3 separate regions of the Homo sapiens genome follow, and all the other regions are linked to region 2. Evidence: chromatin loops called from intact Hi-C (ENCODE). Cell type or tissue: HepG2. All regions are shown on one strand.

Region 1 (2,500 bases), 170 kb before region 2:
CTATTTTTAGTAGGACGGGGTTCCACCATGTTGGCCAGGCTGGTCTTGAACTCCTGACCTCAAGTGATCTGACTGCCTCAGCTTCCCAAAGTGCTGGGACTACAGGCGTGAGCCACCGTGCCTGGCCCATTAATAGTCACTCTTAATTTCCCCTCTCCAGTGCTCTGTGACCACTAATAATCTACTTTTTGTCTCTATAGATTAGTTATTCCAGACATTCCATACAATGGATTCATAGACTATGTGGTCTCTTGTATCTGGCTTCTTTTACTGAGCATGTTTTCAGGTTTATCCATGTTGGATTAGTACTTCATTCCTGTTCATGGCTGAATAATAGACCACATTTTATTTATACACTCATCAGTTGCTGGACATTTGGGTTGCTTCTACTTTTTGACTATTATAAATAATGCTGTTATAAATATTCATGTATAAGTTTTTGTGTGGACATAGGTTTTCATGGGTCTTGGATACAGATACCTAGTAATGGAAATGCTGGATCATAGGGTAAACTCCATGTTTACCATTTTAAGTGATTGCCAAACTGTTTTCCAAAGTGGTGACCCCATTTTACATTCTCACCAGCAGCACATGAGCATTCCAATTTCTCCATATCCTTGTCAGCACTTGTTACTGTCTGTTTTATTTTAGCCATTCTAGTAGGTGGGAAGTAGTATCTCACTGTGGTTCAAATATCTTTTAAAGAAAATGTTCAAGGATGGGCATCGTGGCACACGCCTGTAATCCCAGCACTTTGGGAGGCCAAAGCAGGCAGATCACTTGAGGTCAGGAGTTCGAGACCACCCTGGCCAAGATGGTGAAACCCCTGTCTCTACTACAAAAATTAGCCATGTGTTGTGGGACGTGCCTGTGGTCCCAGCTACTCAGGAGGCTGAGGCAGGAGACTTGCTTGAACCTGGGAGGCGGAGGTTGCAGTGTGCCGAGATTGCACCACTGCACTCCAGCCTGGATGACAGCGCAAGACTCTGTCTCAAAAAGAAAGAAAGAAAGAAAGAAAGTGTTCACAGGGGGAATTCTGCATTGTTTTCCCATGGCCAGTATTTGTGAACACCAACTAATCAATGCTTACAGTATCCTGTACAGTACAAAGAATGGAAGAGAGTGCAGGAAACACAGATCAAGTCTACAAGATGATGGCTCGGAGGCTTGCAATGGTTGAGGTCTTATCTTTAATCTACAATGTTCTGAATTTCTAAACGTTTAAAAACAAAATGACGAAACCATTCACAAAGGGCATTCAAAGCTGCAAATTTTTGTGTTATTGTTTGGCATTTTCTTTGCATGATTTACTTTTAGAGAACAAACCCAGTCTTAATTGCAATGCATAATTTAAAAAAAATGATTAATTTTGCTTCTGAAGAGCCAATTGTAGCTACTGTTCTATTTGAGTAGCTGCCATGCTTATGTTTCCACTTTCTGGGGGCCTTGGCCCCAGCAACAAGAAAGATAATCCTCCTTTGTGGACATTCCCACAGTTAACTCCACACACATCTGGATGGCAGTTCAATAGTCCACTGTTATTCAAACAATCTGTAATCACACATACTATGTGTCAACCAACAAGCCAGGGTGTATGGCTTTTCAGTATTCCGTAGCATGCAGCACGCACAATTTACAAATAAAATAAAAATCTACAGCAGAGACAAGGGCACATTCTTTGCAGAGTAACTGAGTGAAAAGAATGTCTCTGTTGAAATACAAGACATCGCTTGTTATTTTGATGGTAAATGAAAAGAGGTTCGGAAAACCATATTTCATCTGTTAAGTCTCTTAACATGGAAGAGCACCATAGCTGTGGCATTGAAGAATCTGGGGCCATATGGTTTTTTAAGCTGGGCTTGAAGCAGAGATGTCCAAATAACCACCATTAGCATGTGGGACATGCAACTGACAAAATTCAACAGTATCTGTCTAAGGCATGATAGACTGGGGAAAATGGGGACCATGGACATCCTCACTGTGGGCAATTGTTTTTCTCATTACTTTGAGCTGGGAGGATATTGGGAGGGAGGAGTTGAGTTCAACCCCCCAAGTGGCTTGATTAACAATTTTGGAAACAAAGGGTTCGATAAGGCGGGAGGAAGTGAAGTTGAGCTTGTCCTGAGAAAACAGCACTGGGGACAGGCTCTCCACACACACAAGTATGACAAGGTGGCAGGAACAGCATGCCAATGTGCAAGCATCGTGAGACAGGGAGGTGTTGGGAAATGCAACCAGAGTGCAGCTGTGCAACATTCCACCTGCCTTGTCTGATTGGCAGCATGATGGCCTCTGACCCTGAGGGGCTGCATGCATCATTGGGAATCTGGAGTCCATTCAGAGCGAGTTCAGGCCGTGGAACGTGTTAAGCCCTCACTGCGGGATCATGCGGCTAGGTCACTGCTGAATTCCATAAGATTCAGGGACCAGATGATAAAGCATTTCTCTTCCATGAGGGCTTTCTCCTCAAGGCTTTCCCTACTGGCTTTCTGCCCACAAC
Region 2 (2,500 bases):
TACTTTCTATAAACCCTTCCCTAAAGATTCACATATAGAGTGATGGAATATTCATGAAGCAGCATTTATGACCCGGAGCATGCAAGTTCTTACATGCTGGAAATCCAAGCAGAGTCCCATTCGCCAACAATACTAAAATACTTTCATAACGTTTGCTAAGGGGTAAATAGTCAATATCACTGCTTAAATTTTCAATCACAAGTTTCTCTACTATTATTATAGTAGAGAGAAATATCTCACTTTTCCCAATAAATCACTCTAATTATTAAACAGCAAAACAATAATTTACACAGAGTATTTTCGCAAAGAAATAGTCCCAGAGCAGTTTCTAGAATCTGCCGATCTGCAAGATGCAAGATCAAAGAAGGACGTTTAAATGTACAAGTCAAATTTTTTCATGTATTTGACAAAAGTATTTGATTATTCTTAAAATTTATTTTCCAACGTATAAAAGTTAAGAAGTGCTTATGTTTAAATGCAATGCAGTTGATGTTATTTTAAATCTATTATTTTAACATTTTATTGAATTAAAAGGTAAAAATGCAATAGAAATATCACTGTAAGTTTTTTATATGTTAGCTAGTCTCAATATGAATGGAAATAAAACATTAAAATGCAGTGTGTAATAATAATAACAAATCAGTTCTTACTTAGATTCATTGAAGTTTCATATCTTTCATTAGAAAAAAACATACTAATTTTGACTTCACAAATTTCTAATGCAGAATGCTAAATAGCTAGATTTTAATGTAAAGTTTCCAAGCACATATTTGTTAATTATATTTCACACTTTAAAGTTGTTTTAATGTTTATCTTTTAAATTATAATAAATTTTAAATAATCTTCAAAATATACCAAAATGACTTCACATGCTTAAGTTACAAATTATATTTTTCTATTAATACATTTAAATTTCTATTATACATTTACTAACATCTATGGGAAATAGTAAATAAAAACTTTTAAAAATGAGGTTTTGAAAGTATTACATTGAAAATTATTAGAAAATATCTTAAAAGATTTAAAAAGTGACGTATATCAAAATATGTTCTTTTTTGTTATATTAATTATAGTAACACACATTTTAAAAACTGATAGCCCGTCCTCTTGATTTCCATGTCCTCCACATTTCCATTTCCATGTACTACTGGCAGCACAAGAAACATTTCTTTAACTAGTGGCTCAATGGCGCAGCCTATGTGTAGAAAAGTATAATACAGCATGAGGAGCAAACTACAGCCAGTCGTGTAAGTTGTAAATAAGGGTTTAAAAATATAATATGGCTTTGAAAAATGATCAGAGGTATACAGGAAAGAATTTAGCTTCTATTGCATCATGACTTTCCCTGCTATTTGCAAAATGATTTAAAATAAACTGAAAGTAAATATAAATAAAATGTATAAATAAGTCTTTTAAAATTAATTTTAAATTGCCTTTGAATACAGAAAAAAATTTTCTGTTTCCTTCACTTTCATAAACCTAAAGAAGCATGGTGTTTTGTGGCCAACTATTTAATATTTTCAATATTTGTTACTGTCAGGTTAACATATGACATTGTGGTTGGTAATCTCTTTAAAATAGTTTTTCCCTGAAAAACAACAAATAAATACACTACAAATTTTAAATCAGAAAAATTATTCCAATTTAACAACTGTATTAGGCCAACTAAACAGAGGCCCACTGTTTTATGGTACAAGTGATAGGAAGGCTAAATAAAGCCTGTTCTGCTGCCTCATATATGAACTTGATAAATACATTCACTTCCATAAATCTCCTTCAATACTATGGGTCTCTGGTCAAATATAAGAGGGGGAGCTGTTTCATTTTACGGCAGCATAGGTGATCAGCTCCCACCACTTTTTTTAACATTAGCATTCAATGAGGTAAATATACATGTAAGTATATGTATATTTGAAATTTTAAGCTAGCCCATCTCCTAAAAAAGGAAAGAAAACAAAAATTATTGGCAAACACTCATTGCTACTACTAAAGTTTGAGCAAAAGTCAGTAAAACCATTTTTTTTAAGATCTGCAATGAAAGCCAGCATTCCATTGTACACAGTCAACTTTATTGTTATTTTTGTATCTCCTTTAAAAAGCCAGGAGCCATCATACAGGGAAATCTTTTTTATATACTCTCAACTTTTCTCTCCTCATGCAGAGTTGGCTGCTAATTCTAACAGAGAAAAGAACCATATTCAAAATTTGCACCCATTCCATTTCTCCATTATTTAAAAAAAGGGGGGTAACCCTGTAAATTTACTTAAGCTGTTTAAACAAGGAAGAAGTGCAAAAACTCAGGCTCTGTTGCAAAGCGAAATGTAATCAGAAAAACTGTTTCAGTGACACTACAACTTAACTGTTTTAACTTCACAATATGAGTGTTTTTTTTTTTTTAAAGAAGTACTTCAATCACACAGTAGAAGTCTGATCAATTTGACATTGACTATAGAAAACTAAACTCACAGTGAAGACAAGCACAATACACGGAAAATTATTT
Region 3 (2,500 bases), 150 kb before region 2:
AATCTTCCAATTCAGTGCTTATATATCCTATATTTTTGATAACAAATGTTTGAAGAACTCAACTTCTGTTTTCTACATATGTGTAAAAACAAGAATTAAAGTCTTCATTAAAGATAGCACACTTGAAGTAGTGCTTACTAAAAAATGTAAAATTTACATCATTTGTTTAAATCAGAAGATTTCTTACCACGAACATGCTAATGCTTCAGTTTGTAAAGTTCCTTGAGCCCAAAATCTGGGCCTTTCTTTCAGTTTCTCTTTTTTCACTCCCTGAAGCATTCAGTACTCCACTAAATGCCATTGACCAAACTTGTTATGAGAGTACCATCAATCTCCCAGGTGCAGAGCAAATAGAGATTTGAAATCATTCACTCCTGAGTCTCTAGTTTGCAGGGGTTAGATTCAAAGGGGCCTCTCCATGAAAGATCTGAGCAATATTTGGCTTTAACAATGGATGGAAGTGCAAATTCCTAGAAGATGGGGCAACAGGATACATCCTTATAAAATGTTGTCATCTTGATGGGGACAGTACACACTTGAGTGACTGACTCTCATTCAGACAACAGGAGTTTTGTGGTTTGTGTGTGTGCACTGAGGCCTTGGATTTTGCTGTGGGAAGGGAGCAAGGAAGGTTGTGGGCGACACCGTAATGAGTAAATTAATTTTTAGGTAACTTAAAGGATTATGTGAGTGGATGAAAATGTTCTTCGGGGATGTGACAGATTGTATTTTCCAAAACTGGTTGCAACAATATTTCCTGCCCCACTGGTCTTCGTCAACCTGCCACCCCTGCATCAAAGAGTGGGGTATGTGTCACATCCCATCCCCTTAAACCTCGGCAGGCCCTTGCGACTGTCTTGCTGAGTAGAATGAGGCACAGAATGTGGCACTGTGTGACTTATTAGATTGGGTAAGAAAAAGCCACACAGCTTCTGCCTCTTGCTTTTGTAGCTCTCACCTTAGGTGCCCTGGGCTGCCAAGTCTGAGGCTGCCATACCGTAAGATTGCCCAAACCAGCATATGCAGGGAGACCACATGGAAGGGCCTTTTGACTAATGACAGAAAGAGAAAGGTGCCCAGCCAGTCCCGAGCTACTCCAGGCTCCTGTCCCCCCTACATAGTTCCAGCTCTGATCTCTGTCTGAAGAAGGCTCATGAGAGACCCTGAGCCAGAACACCCAGCCAAGCAACCCCTGATTTTCCTAACCCGCCAAAATCCTGAGAGACTGCTGCTGAAGTCACTGCATTTCTAGGGTGGTTTGCTACTCAGCAACAGATAACCAGGAGAAGAGAAAAAGAGAACTGAATGGAGAGTCACATCATCAACAATAGAAAGGGCACATCATATTTGGAGCCAAGCCTTTCAGGCCATGACCTCTGGACATGTAAATAAATGTAATGGGCAAAGACGCCTTGTAAATCAACATGTAAGCTTCCAACTCAGTCATGACTCAGAGCTTCCAACTCTCAGCACTGAGCCAATGTCCCTTCGGTGGAATCTCTAGATTTTCCATACAGAGGAGCTTAGGGCAGCAGAGGTGCAACGGCACTTGTTACGAAGCTGCGTTTACATAGCAAGCACAGTCCTCTTACTCCAACTATGTTTGCTTGGGGTGGCCCTGGCAGCATTCATGGCAAGGGGCTCTTGGGGTGGTGGGGAACCTACAGCCCCTCTAAGGTACCACTGGCTCAAACCCTGGCTCCCGCCTTGTCTTTTTTCCTCAAGTAAAACGGAACAGTTTGTAGGGGTTGGGTATCCCTTATCCAATATGCTTGGGACCAGAAGTGTTTGAGTTTTTAATTTTTTTTGGATTTGGGAATATATGCAAAATAACACTCCAGTTGAATATCTCTAATCCAAAAATCAGAAATCCAAAGTGCTCCAGTGAGTATTCCTTTTGAGCATCATATTGGGGCTCAAAAACTTGGATTTTGGGGCATTTTGAATTTTGGATTTTCAGAGTAGGGATGGTCAATCTGTAGCTCCTGGGCACAACATATTGTTTTAAGGCCTCCATGTCCCTGTTCTCTCTTCATTGGCTAACACACACTTATTCTTCAAAGCTCAGGCCAGGTATCACCAACTCCAGGAACCCCAACTTAGCTAAGAACTCCTTGTGTACACATATGGGTATGTTATACTCAAATTTATAATAAAATTTGCTTAGTTATGTCTTCTCACTAGAGTATACATGTTGGGAGAGCGACATGGATTATTTATATTTTATCTTCACTACCTAAGGCCTGCCATGTCTCAACAGCATGTGTTCCATAAATGTTTGTAGAATAGAAATGAACATGCCAAGACATGTTGCCTTCAAAGGATGAACTGGTGACAGTGTCTCCATGCATTTCAAATATTCCTTGCTCTTCCCTGATCTCAACTGGAAATCTCTCTCTGTGCTGGAAACTCCCAGGAGAACACTTCGTCAGAAATTTTTTCATGGCCCTTTCCCTCACCTCGGATCCTCATCCTCCATGCCTTCTTCCTCAGATCCATC

The links. Hi-C counts contacts between places; a loop is a spot of excess contacts. Peaks named below come from ENCODE experiments on the same cell type or tissue, not always from the same donor. Only the 100,000 strongest peaks of a DNase experiment are listed, where the experiment ranks them.
Region 1: it touches region 2 in a loop (5-fold over the local background); 3 of 110 quality-filtered maps call a loop at or near these places.
Region 3: a loop joins it to region 2, with 3 times the contacts of the local background. A loop is called at or near these places in 5 of 110 quality-filtered maps.

Annotation. Positions count from the first base shown.
Region 1 is chr10:112,738,801-112,741,300 of GRCh38, reverse strand. All of the region lies in intron 7 of VTI1A (vesicle transport through interaction with t-SNAREs 1A), which reads right to left. Among named protein-coding and RNA genes, the nearest start is that of MIR4295, 110 kb to the right of the region's middle. In HepG2, no CTCF peak of the experiment used is centred here; DNase peaks (open chromatin) are centred at 1,140, 1,520 and 2,220.
Region 2 is chr10:112,564,342-112,566,841 of GRCh38, reverse strand. The region is part of intron 5 of VTI1A (vesicle transport through interaction with t-SNAREs 1A); the gene reads right to left. Among named protein-coding and RNA genes, the nearest start is that of MIR4295, 69 kb to the left of the region's middle. In HepG2, a CTCF peak has its summit at 1,186; DNase peaks (open chromatin) are centred at 1,181 and 2,291; H3K4me3 peaks cover 407 bases.
Region 3 is chr10:112,716,098-112,718,597 of GRCh38, reverse strand. All of the region lies in intron 7 of VTI1A (vesicle transport through interaction with t-SNAREs 1A), which reads right to left. Among named protein-coding and RNA genes, the nearest start is that of MIR4295, 83 kb to the right of the region's middle. In HepG2, no CTCF peak of the experiment used is centred here; a DNase peak (open chromatin) is centred at 1,427.